Linked DNA regions of Homo sapiens: region 2 is linked to region 1. The links are chromatin loops, found by intact Hi-C in ENCODE. Cell type or tissue: IMR-90. All regions are shown on one strand. Each heading gives the region's core, and the rest is flanking DNA. Links, peaks and the distances in the headings are about the cores only.

Region 1 (6,030 bases), core at 489-5,488:
CTCACTTGTTCTCCTCACTTTCAAGGATTGATGGATTTTAAGGATTCCTTTACTGTATTTTTGGTGGAGGCTTAGGAGGAAATAAAATCACATGTGGGTCCAATCCATTATCTTTACTAGTATTTCATTAAGAAATGTATAGCCCAGTTTTTTCTTGATTTTTTTTTTTTTTTTTTTGGAGACGGAGGCTTGTGCTCTTTTGCCCAGGCTGGAGTGCAATGACGCGATCTCGGCTCACTGCAACCTCCACCTCCTGGGTTCAAGCACTTCTCCTGCCTCAGCCTCCTGAGTAGCTGGGACTACAGGCACACACCACCACGCCTGGCTAATTTTTTTGTATTTTAGTAAAGACAAGGTTTTACTGTCTTGCCCAGGCTGGTCTCGAACTCCTGAGCTCAGGCAATCCGCCTGCCTCAGCCTCCCAAAATGCTAGGATTACAGGCATGAGCCACTGTGCCTGGCCAATTTTGATTCTTTAAAAATAACATTTTTACAGGCCAGGCGTGGTGGCTCACACCTGTAATCCCAGCACTTTGGGAGGCCAAGGCAGGTGGATCACGAGGTCAGGAGATCGAGACCATCCTGGCTAACAAGGTGAAACCCCGTCTCTACTAAAAATACAAAAAATTAGCCGGGCGCGGTGGCGGGCGCCTGTAGTCCCAGCTACTCGGGAGGCTAAGGCAGGAGAATGGCGTGAACCCGGGAAGCGGAGCTTGCAGTGAGCCGAGATTGCGCCACTGCAGTCCGCAGTCCAGCCTGGGCGACAGAGCGAGACTCCGTCTCAAAAAAAAAAAAAAAAAAAAAATTTTTGTTGGGGGATGGAGTTACTTCCAAATAAGAAGTGTGCTTGTGATGTAACCGGAGGTGACATTAACTCCTCAACAAGCTTTTCCGTCATGACTCACTCCTGCCAGTTTCCCAAGGGACGGATCCCAGTGGTGGTCAAGGCACAGGTGTGAATTTATGCCAGGACGATATGTGAGCATCGTAACTCAAGCCAACAGATAAGTGATGAGGGCTTTTTGAGATCCATCATCCTATTAGACATGCGGCCCTGAACACAGTGTGTAACGCGGACACGGGGCCTGTGCTGGAGCACGCGGTGCTGGGGAGAGCCTGCAGCACACTTTCTGCTGTATCCAGCAGCGGGGCACTGAGCAGCCAACTTTCTGTAACTGTAAAATCAAGCTTGAAAGTTTGCAAATGCTTGTTTTTTGGTTTCAAAGAATCTTATTTTGTGAAAGCAGATTTTTAAAGTTTTTAAAGCAGATATTCACTGCCTGAATGAATACCTCTCACATACCACAGTGAGCATGACTGAAAGTTTACACCATTAGCTAAACCCTGGGAAAAACTAATGCAGTGAGTCAGAGTTTCTGGTGAGGGAGGCACATCTCTTGCCTGTTTACAGTAGTATTCAACAATTGGGGGCAGCCCTTCCATATGATGCCATTTAAATACCACAAGTTATGGGCCAGGTGCGGTGGCACACACCTGTAATCCCAGCACTTTGGGAGGCTGAGGCGGGCAGGTCACTTGAGATCAGGAGTTTGAGACCAGCCTGGGCAACATGGTGAAACGTCGTTTCTATTAAGTATATAAAAATTGGCTGGGTGTGGTGGCGCACACCTGTAATCTCAGCTACTCAGGAGCCTGAGGCAGGAGAATCGCTTGAACCTGGGAGGTGGAGGTTGCAGTGAGCCGAGATCGCGCCACTGCACTCCAGGCTAGGTGACAGAGTGAGACTCCATCTTAAAAAATAATAATAAATAAGTAAATAAATAAATATCACAAGTTATGTACTGATTCTGAAAAAGCAACATAACCACCAAACACAATTTATTCCTTATGTTCCAAGTGTATTTGGTAGTTTTGTTCACCCTCATAACAGCCAAACCTGAGTTTAAGAACAGTAAGAATAGTGACTTGCAGAGATTTGTTCCAATTGTTACAACAAGAATGGATGTTAACTCATCTTTTCCAGATACAAGTCATCAAACCTGGACAATGTTATCAATTAATTCCAAATGAGAGAACCGGCCTTTTGATACTGATGTTATATTAGAAAGGATGATTTTCCTATACTTTCATATAAATGCCATGGATCTCTTACTTTTTGATGAATTAACCTTTGTGTAGCGACTACAGTTTGAAAGCACTACTACACATTCATAGATGCAGTTCCAGGCAGTTTGAGCCCACAAAGGCATTTATAACTTAAGCAGAAACCAAACAGAAGTAAATATTTTTAATAGAGTTAACAAATCTTCATAAAAACCAATCATTTAAAACTAAATGTTTTGAAGCTCTAAAGCCAGTCAGGCTCCGGGGAGGATGCAGATGATCCCCTCAGGCCACTGAGAAACTTTTAATCAGGGATCACAAGTATTAGAGAGGTATAGGGGAGGTTCAGGGGACCAACACAAGGTGAGAAGCAATTCCCTGGCAAGGCCTGAGAGGCAAGGGGTGGGAGCAGGCAGGGAGCCCTGGGAGAGCAGGAGGTGGCCGGCAGCCTTCAGACAGGAACTGCGGCCCTGAGTGGAGGCAAAGAACTCAGCAGCTGCTGCACCTCTTGAGTAGGGAACCTGGGGGTAGGAGAAGGAAATGCATGGTCTGAATCCTCTCTCTCTTGCCCTCATCTCCTGCCAGTCCCTCCCACTAGCAGGACCAACCAGAAGTTTCCCTGGTTAAAAAGCCAGGCGAGAAGGGTGGAGAATACCCAGTGTGCACAGATCTCTGAAATGAGAACTACTACTGCTCTATTTTAGGAGAAACAAAATTCTTTCTGTGTGATTGTATACCTTGAGAGCCAAGAAGAAGAGTCCGAACAGCTAACAGTCCAGTAAAGTGGCCACATGGAAACAACCCATGAAAATCCATAGCTTCCGGGCCACTACTGTAATCAGAAAAGACACCAAGAAGAATATTCCATTCTCAGTAGCAACCTGGAAAGAAACTGAATTGTAACTGAGGAGTAGGACTTACATGAAGAAAACTACCACACTATACCCTACTATTGAAACACAAGAAAATGCGAACGAAAGTAGAGAGAAGCCGTTTTCCTCAAAGACGTCATCTCAAATTTATTTTTACATTCCCATCATGCTTGGCATGTAGAATGTGATCAGTACATATTTGTTGAATGACAAAATGAGGGGATAAATAAACTTTCCCTAAGATGTGTATGTAGACGTTTGAAAATAGAAGTCTGTCGCTGATGTTTCTGTCCACCAGGAGTCAGGCTTCAGCCAGGAAAGAGTGAGCCAGTGTCTGAGCTGTCTCTCACCAGGCCTTCCACCAGCTCCAGGTCACCAGGTTCAGGCCAAGACTGAGTTTCAGTATTTGTCGTTAACCTGGTAGATAAATAAACAGTTTTAAAGTAGAGCTTATGTATTTGTCTGATTGCAAAAGTAATACATGATCATTGCACATAGGTACAGGAGCAGATGCAAAAAAAAAAAAAAGCAGATAAAAGATAGTAAAAATCAACTTTAACATTTAATATTTTTTCTCAGTGATAACCACTGTAAACATTTTAGTGTATGTCCTTTGGGAATTTTTTCCAATGAGTGTGTGTGTGTGTGTGTGTGTGTGTGTGTGTATGTATGACTACACCATCTGTTTATAGCTTGCTGTTTCTCACCCCCTCACATGATTTCTTACATGCAGAATTAGTCTCTTAGCGTATGACTTTTCATGGTTGAGTTGGAGCCACCACCAGGGAGCTGCACCCTTCCGGTGGTGCACCCCACCAGCCGTGCCATCCACAGAGGGTAGGACACACCAGACACCTAGTAGCTGGATTTATTTATTATATTTTATTTTATTTTTGAGATGGAGTCTCACTCTGTCGCCCAGGCTAGAGTGCAGTGGTGCAATCTCGGCTCACTGCAACCTCTGCCTCCCAGATTCAAGCAGTTCTCCTGCCTCAGCCTCCCGAGTAGCTGGAATTACAGGCACCTGCCACCATGCCCAGCTCATTTTTGTATTTTTAGTAGAGACAGGGTTTCACCATGTTGGTCAGGCTGGTCTCGAACTCCTGACCTCAGGTGATTCACCCACCTCAGCCTCCCAAAGTGCTGGGATTACAGGCATGAGCCACCGTGCCCGGCCTAGAACTGGATTTAATAAGAGAAACAGAGAGCCTCACACCACTCTCCCCTCCTTCAGCACCCTGCCTCCAGGGTTCTTTCGGCTCGCTAGCCAACCACACTTGGTGAGGTGCGTGGGTCCAGGAGTCTGTCTGCTCGGGTTCAAATCCTATCTGAGCCACCTCACCCCGTGACCTTGGTCAAGGTTATTTTCTTTTCCCTCATCTTTAAAATGGGTATCAAAATATTACTTAATCACAATGGAGATTACATGATTCAAATCTGGCATTGCTCAAAGTCATGTCCGGCACACAGTCCATACATGCTGGGTATTGCCATGACTCATTCTCCCCACCCCAGTTCAAGCATCGCTTTCCTCTCAAAGCCTGCGCTGAGCCCTCAGGCTAAGCTTCCCAGCCCAGCGCTGTGCAGCCCCAGGTGCTATTGCTCACCTGGGCTCTGAGCCATTGTGGTGTTCCAGGGCCTTAGGTGGTTATGGACCGGGCACTGCTCTCTCCCTCTGGGCTCTCCCTGGACGCCAGCCTGCATCTCTTTCATTTTCTTCGCTCAGGGGACAGGCTGAACTTGGGGACTGCGGAGGCCTGCAGTCTTCCAAGCACACTTGCTGCTTCATTTTGGCTGGCAGCAGTAATTGCAAACATGTATTCCCTGCCTGCCATATGCTGGGCACCATGCAAAATGTTTTCCATATGTGATCTCAATTTCCAAAAAGACTATATAAGCCGGTGCTGTTAGTACGTCTATTTTACATGGAGAAAAGGCGCACACAACTTAAGATGGCAAAGTGACTTCCTGAGAGTCAGCAGGATGGAAACCCCCAGAGCCGGCCCTGCCCGGCCACCTTGCCAGTGGCTCCAGGTTCTTACATGCATCAGAATCACCTGGAGGACTCGCTAAAAATCCCAGAATTTCTAATTCAGTCCATCTTCAATGGGGCCTAAGAATTTGTGTTTCCAACTATAAGTTCTCAGGTGGTGCTAACGGGGCTGGTCCACACGGACCACACTTTGAGAACAACTTCACCGTGCTATGTGACCTGCCATCAATAGCCTAGAAATAAGTTTTTGGTGGCAAACAGGCTCTTTTCAGACTCATCTCCTGCCTCTCTACCTGTAGCTGTCATTTATCTTTTCTTCCTTGCTCTAAACACATTCAGTGACTTATGAGGCCTTAAGGAGGTCCTGAGTCTCCATGCCACCTGGGCTTGCCTCCTTTGTCCCCCTCCCCTGTCATTCCTTCTGACACCAGCTGCTGCTTCTCTCCAGGTGTTTGTCATCCACACTTGAAATTGCTGCATGGGTGGGGAACATGGCTGCTGTGTGGCTGTGTGGGCAGGGCAAGGCCCAGGGGGCCTGGCTGAGGGCCGACAGTGAGCAGGCAGAAATCCAGAGGAGAGGATGTCTTTTTCTGTCTCACAAAGGCACACGTGGGCTAGCTGGGCTCTGAGGAAAGAGAGAGGCTTTTGAGCAAGTCCGTTTATGCTTCTTGCCTATTTTGCTTTAGCTTGTGGCTTCCGGTGAAAACACGCCTTCTTACTCATTTGGCTCCTTACTGAGGAATAAAATATACGAATTCCACTCCGTAGCCTGCAAATTCTCTACCTGTCTCATCGCCTCCTCACTGTTGCAGGTAGTTGAGACAAGTACAGTGGAACAGAAAGTCTGTTGGGCCAAGAATAGACTTTCTGGTATGAGATTCCCCAAGTGTGGGGAATGGTGAATGTCAGAAGCTTGAGTAGCAAGTGCACACATGGGGCGGGTCTCTTGTCACTTGTACTGGTTGTGCTCTAGTCACAGTAGGCTCTGAGGAAGCCAGGGTCCATGTGGCCATCTGCTTGAGCAACCTGCAAAGTCCTGGGTGTGGTATTTCTTTACTCTGCATGAAGTTACTCAACTGCCATCTGTATGACTAGCCAACT
Region 2 (6,030 bases), core at 328-5,327, 160 kb after region 1:
TGTTTGGACATAAAAGAAACTCCCAGCGCCACCTGTAATGCGGCACTCCGTAGATCCTCCAAGTCGGCTCTGTCTACTGCAACTCTGCCCATCTCAGCTGAGGGCAGTGCCACTGTCCAGTGGTCAAAAGCCCTGGAGTGCCCCTGACTCCTGTCTTTCTCTCACACCCTGTGTCTGACTCACTGGCAAATTATATTGGCTCTACCTCGAGAATATAACAAAATCTGACCTGTTCCTTCTGCCTCTGCTGCTACCAGCCTAGCCCTGGAATATTGTGATAATATGATTGTGATTGTTCCCAGCACAGTGGCCAGAGGGGCCCGGTAGAACCTAAGGCAGATCACATTGTTCTTTGGCTGGACACCCTTCCCTGGCTCCCCATTTACTCGGAGCAGGAGCTGAAAGTCCCTAAAAAGCCTGGAATTGTGATAAGAGCTCGTCCCCAGTTCCCTCTCCCTTTGCTTATCTGCTACAGTCACAGAGGCCTCCTCACTGCACTGCCAGCAAACCCAGTTCATCTCATCTCTACGCAGTAAGCTTGTCCTCCAGAACCTGGAGAGTGAACTTCTGCCTCTTTACGGTCTTTGTTCAAAAACCACCTTGGCAGAGAAGCTGTCCTTGATAGATCTTACCTGACCCTACACTCCCACCCCAAACACAGATTCCTATCCCCTCCCTTGGTATGTCTCTGTACCATTTACCACTGTCTAATATGCTCCTATTTTCTTATTTATGCTTGCTGTCTCTCCCCCAAGAAAACATAAGCTTCACCAGGGCAAGCATGCTTTGCTTGTTTTGTGCATGGCTGAAAAATACCTAGCACCATGCCTGATACATAGAAGACACTCAGTCAGGTTAGGCATGGTGGCTCATGCCTGTAATCCCACCATTTTGGGAGGCTGAGGCAGACGGATCACCTGAGGTCAGGAAATCGAGACCAGCCTGGCCAACATGGTGAAACCCCACCTCTACTAAAAATAGAAAAATTAGCTGGGCATGGTGGTGCGCTCCTGTAATCCCAGCTACTCGGGAGGCTGAGGTAGGAGAATCACTTGAACCCGGGAGGCAGAGGTTGCAGTGACCCAAGATTGCACCGCTGCACTCCAGCCTGGGAGACAGACCGAGACTCCATCTCAAAAAAAAAAAAAAAAAGGCACTCAGTCAATCTCTGCTGAATAAATGATAAATGCATAAACGAATTAATGAGCTGGGATGCTAAAAAGGCCAGGCAACATTTACACATCTCACCAGAAAAAACTGCACTGGTCACCAACCCCAGCCAGCCAATGAGAAAGACTGGAGGCCAGGAACCACACCCCATCCAACAATCCCCCTCAGTTCCTGACTCGGAGCTGCTCCTGTGAGTTGAGTAAATACCCTGCAATAGGCACAGTCAAAGACGCCGTATGGTCCCCAGTCTCTGGTGTAGCACATTCTTCTGTGTTAAATGGAATAAATAAAATACACTGCGGCGGCAGCTTTCTGCTTTCACGTGGTAGAGGCTCGCCTGGGCTGGCCCTTAGCCTTTGGCTAGAGCAGTCTCCTGGGCCTCGGCTGCCCCACTCATTTCCTTGGCCAGCAGTAGGCATGTTTCTTCCATAACTGACCAGACAGGAACTATTTTCCGGTTTGTGGCTACATGTACCATCTCCGTCACAACGACTCAGCTGTTGTTACAGGATGAAATAAGTAAGTAAATAAGCATGGGCCAGGCGTGGTGGCTCACGCCTGTAATCCCAGCACTGTGGGAGGCCCGGGCAGGTGGATCACCTGAGGTCAGGAGTTCGAGACCAACCTGACCAACATGGTGAAACCCCGTCTCTACTAAAAATGCAAAAATTAGCCGGGCATAGTGGCACACACCTGTAATCCCAGCTACTCAAGAGGCCACGGCAGGAGAATCACCTGAACCCGGGAGGCGGAGGCTGCAGTGTTCCGAGATGGCACCACTGCACTCCAGCCTGGGCAACAAGAGAGAAACTCTGTCTTGGAAAAAATAAAAAATAAAAAAAAAAAATAAGCATGGCTGTGTTTCAGTAAACCTTTAAAAAAAATTAGGTGGTGGGCTGGCTTTGCTGTAGGCTGAAGTTTGCTGACCCCTGCCTTCAGTAATTCCTCCCTGCACCCCTTCAGGGTCCAAAGCCTCCAATCTTGCAATATAAAAAGATCTAACCTTAGTGACTGAATGATTCACTAAATACACAATTATATAGACAAGTTCCAGTTTATATAGAAGGTAATGAAATTAAAATAAGAATCTGTATCAACTCAAAATCTGTGCCCTTGGAGGTACACCTCTGGCCTCAGGCTGGTACGCTCAATACTGCAGCCCCTTCCTTCACCCTTCTTCACTGCAGAACTCAGAAAGCATGACGGGATTCCACATCTCCCCAAACCCACAAGACCTATAGTTCTGGCCTACACCATATAGAAAGCAGCTTTCCCTTTCTGAAACGCAGAACCACTAAGGGGAAGGTTTAGGCTCCCCTCCCCTCCCTTGTTCCTCCCCCTCCCTGCCACCGGGACTGCTGAAGCCAGCTCAGCCATCTTGTGACCATGAGGAAGAAGGCGACGTGCTGAGAATGGTGGAGCCGCCTCCCTGGGATCATCGCCCCAGTGCCAGACCAGCCCAGGTCTCACCTGCCTCCAGACCTCCTAGCAGGGGAGATGAGCTCCTAGGAGATAAACCATGGTGAACCGGGGTTTCTGTTATCTGTAGTCAAAGCCCTTGTACATCTTGTTAATCATTAAATTTTAAAGAGAGAAATTATTTTGCCAGGGGAAAATAGCACAGTTCATTTCAGAATAAAGCTTCAAAGAAAATAATTCTTTCTGAATTGCGAGGAGAACAGACAATGAAAATAAATTTCTTGAAAAACTGAAGGCTCAAGTTCAAGTTAGCCTGGAAGATCTAACTATGGTCAATGATCAAGAATACACTGTAATTAATCTATTCTGTTTACTTTGTCTATGTTCAAAAATTTCTATAGTTAAAGAAAAACAAAACAAGAGACAATAAAGAAGATTCAGTGAGAGGAAGATAAAGGGCCATCAGCAAATGACATCTTCCACGCTGGAGGTGGTTAATCTCAGTGTCTATCTACATGTTTGGTTTGGTTGTTTTAAAACAAAAATCTGTACTTATCCTTACTATCAAGAGAGGACTGAATATCACTCATCGGTTCAGCATTTACTAAGCACCAGCTACGTGTCTGGCACTTGTCAGAGAGTCCTCCCTGCTCAGCCTCAATTCAGCAGGCTGAGTTGTTCCGCTCCTGCAGTGTGGCACGGAGGCCAGCAGGAGGCGCGGTAGCGGGGCTTCCCGGGACGCCGCCAGAAAGAAAGGAGTGGGTAGGTCCTGATGGGAATGAAGCTAGAGAAAAGGAGGAAATGTCCGCTAGAAGATGGCACGCCATATCTGGAGTCTGAGCTTTAAGACCTTGATCGAGCCTGAGGGCTGCAGCTTCAGACTTGCCCTGTAGGTGGCAGGGCGGATGCCAGGCGCCCAGGGACACGAGGCCACCCAATGGATGTCAAGCAGGAGGGGCAGGGACAGAAAGGCCCCACGGCTGCAGACGCGGGAGGCCCCGAGCCGGAGACGCTCGTGTGAACACAGGCGCTGCTCCTGTCACGGCCCCTTACTCGCCTTGCTGACTTTAAACAGTCTCTCCTCGGTGTTCTCCTTGTCAAACTGTTCATCCCAGTTTCCTCTGAAATAGACAGCATTCACCAGAACCAGCCTTGTCAATGGATCCACTGAGCCCGGAGAGAGCAACTCCGCAATTTTACCTGAGCGGAAGAATTCAAGACCGCATTAGATAGGGGCGGCTGCGGATCCCCGACACATCAGGAATCGGCTGGGGCCTTCTCCTTCAGCAGTCAAGTGCACGGATAGAGAGTTCCACTGTCCCCCAAATATAAAGGGATACGTGTCCTTAAAGCAAAACAACAAAATCTTCTGGTACGAAAAACATCATCAATTGAATAAAACACACAAAGTGAACAAATATGCGTTAATTATGCAGGATGAGTTCCTAACACATGAGATAAGAAGCAATCATGGGTGCCTATGACTTAAAGACAAGAACTTAAAGGATTATCAAAAAGGTGGGCAGTCAGAAGATGTTCTTTACAAGCTTAAAGAACAGTTAGGCCAGACACAGTGGCTCACACCTATAATTCCAGCAGTTTGGGAGGCTGAGGTGTGAGGATCACTTGAGGCCAGGAGTTTGAGACCAACCTGGACAACATAGTGAGGCCTTGTCTCTTAAAAAAAAAATTTATTAAAATTAGCTGGGCATGGTGGTGCTACCTGTAGTCCCAATTACTTGGGAGACTGAAGCAGGAGGACCGCTTGAGCACAAGAATTGATGCTGTAATCCCAGCACTTTGGGAGGCCAAGGCGGGTGGATCACGAGGTCAAGAGATTGAGATCATCCTGGCCAACATGGTGAAAACCTGTCTCTACTAAAAAATACAAAAATTAGCAGGGCATGGTGGCACGTGCCTGTGATCCCAACTACTTGGGAGGTTGAGATAGGAGAATCACTTGAACCTGGGAGGCAGAGGTTGCAATGAGCCAAGATTGCACCATTGCACTCCAGCCTGGGCAATAAGAGCAAAACTCCATCTCAAAGAAAAAAAAAGAAAATTGAGGCTGCAGTGAATTGTGATTGTGTCACTGCATTCCAGCCTAGGTGACAGAGGGAGACCTTGTCTCAAAAAAAAAAAAAAAAAAAGTTTAAATTAAGAACCACAGATAGACCAGGGCGTGACCCAGTGTCCCACAGCAATGCATGGCAACTGTAGACTGTGCTACCCAAGAGGGAGGCAGCTTGAGATCCACACTGCGAATTTTTTATGTTACTTGTGAAAGGAAAAACTATATTAACATTAACACACTAACCCCCTCCTCAAAATTAAAACGTGGATTGATCCAGAAGAGGTATACCAAACACTGAAAGGCATCACGGGTACACCAAGGAAACAGGGAGAAATCAGAGAGAACAGAACACATTGAGCATTTCCAAAATGTCAAATAATGGCAACTGATTTCAGAAGCAGATTTTTTAAGTTTGCAGTTATTCAGAGAAAAAAAAATCATTCCTGTTTACAATTGACAGTCTTGTGAAGGAACTGACAATAAAATGGATTAAGAGGTTATTACAAAAGTAGAATAACAATACATTTTCACCTTCTGTCTTTTCAGCTACCCAGGTGTTTATGTGTTTTCTGGACTTCTCTACGGCGCTGATAAAGTCAAGCTCCTCCATCTCTGCTTGGTAGAATTTTTGGCAGGAATCTCTAAAAGACTAGGATAGACAGAGTGACATAACTGCCTGGCTACAAAAATGATGAACACCAACGGCCTACTTCTTCATTGCACCAAGTCAGAAAATCTATAATTTTATGATTGACATACATAATTTACAAATAAATATGAGGACTTAACCTAAACTACAACTTCCTAGCTTTAGCTATATTTAATCCTAGCTTAAAAACTAAGTCAAGGTCAGGTACTGTGGCTTACACTTGTAATCCCAGCACTTTGGGGGGCCGAGGCGGGTGGATCGTGTGAGCTCAGGAGTTCGAGACCAGCCTGGCCAACATGGCGAAAGCCCGTCTCTACTAAAAATACAAAAATTAGCCATGTATGGTGGCATGCACCTGTAATCCCAGCTACTTGGGAGGCTGAGGCAGGAGAATCACTTGAACCCAGAAGGCGGAGGTTGCAGTAAGCCGAGATCAGGCCACCACACTCCAGCCTGGGCGACAGAGCGAGATTCTGTCTCAAAAAAAAAAAAACAAAAAAAAAAAAGCAAAAAACACTAAGTTGAATCAGTCTCTGAATATCAAACGAACTTCACCAACTGCTGGATCCTTTAAGGGAGCAGCCATGCATCAAGGAGCTGCCTGACAAGATGCTGACAAGACACTTCAAAAGCGTGAAGTAGATCCACCTTATTGAAATGCAGAGAATTTAAAACATATTGGCAGGTGAAAAGAAATTACAAAAGCCTATGTATGGCA

The links. Peaks named below come from ENCODE experiments on the same cell type or tissue, not always from the same donor. Only the 100,000 strongest peaks of a DNase experiment are listed, where the experiment ranks them.
Region 2: it touches region 1 in a loop (11-fold over the local background); 3 of 110 quality-filtered maps call a loop at or near these places.

Annotation. Positions count from the first base shown.
Region 1 is chr6:2,788,134-2,794,163 of GRCh38, forward strand. LOC124901241 (a long non-coding RNA gene) reads right to left here. Exons shown (of 3, transcript XR_007059408.1): 3 at 3,058-3,353. Among named protein-coding and RNA genes, the nearest start is that of WRNIP1, 26 kb to the left of the region's middle. RefSeq lists an enhancer at 3,102-3,396 and a silencer at 3,102-3,396. In IMR-90, for the core only: CTCF peaks have their summits at 2,585 and 3,230 (motif pointing right); DNase peaks (open chromatin) are centred at 898, 1,338, 2,638, 3,138 and 1 weaker place; H3K4me3 peaks cover 806 bases; H3K27ac peaks cover 2,945 bases.
Region 2 is chr6:2,949,398-2,955,427 of GRCh38, forward strand. It overlaps SERPINB6 (serpin family B member 6), which reads right to left. Exons shown (of 7, transcript NM_004568.6): 4 at 5,195-5,312; 5 at 3,647-3,789. Among named protein-coding and RNA genes, the nearest start is that of SERPINB6, 19 kb to the right of the region's middle. In IMR-90, for the core only: a CTCF peak has its summit at 3,317 (motif pointing right); a DNase peak (open chromatin) is centred at 3,394; H3K27ac peaks cover 321 bases.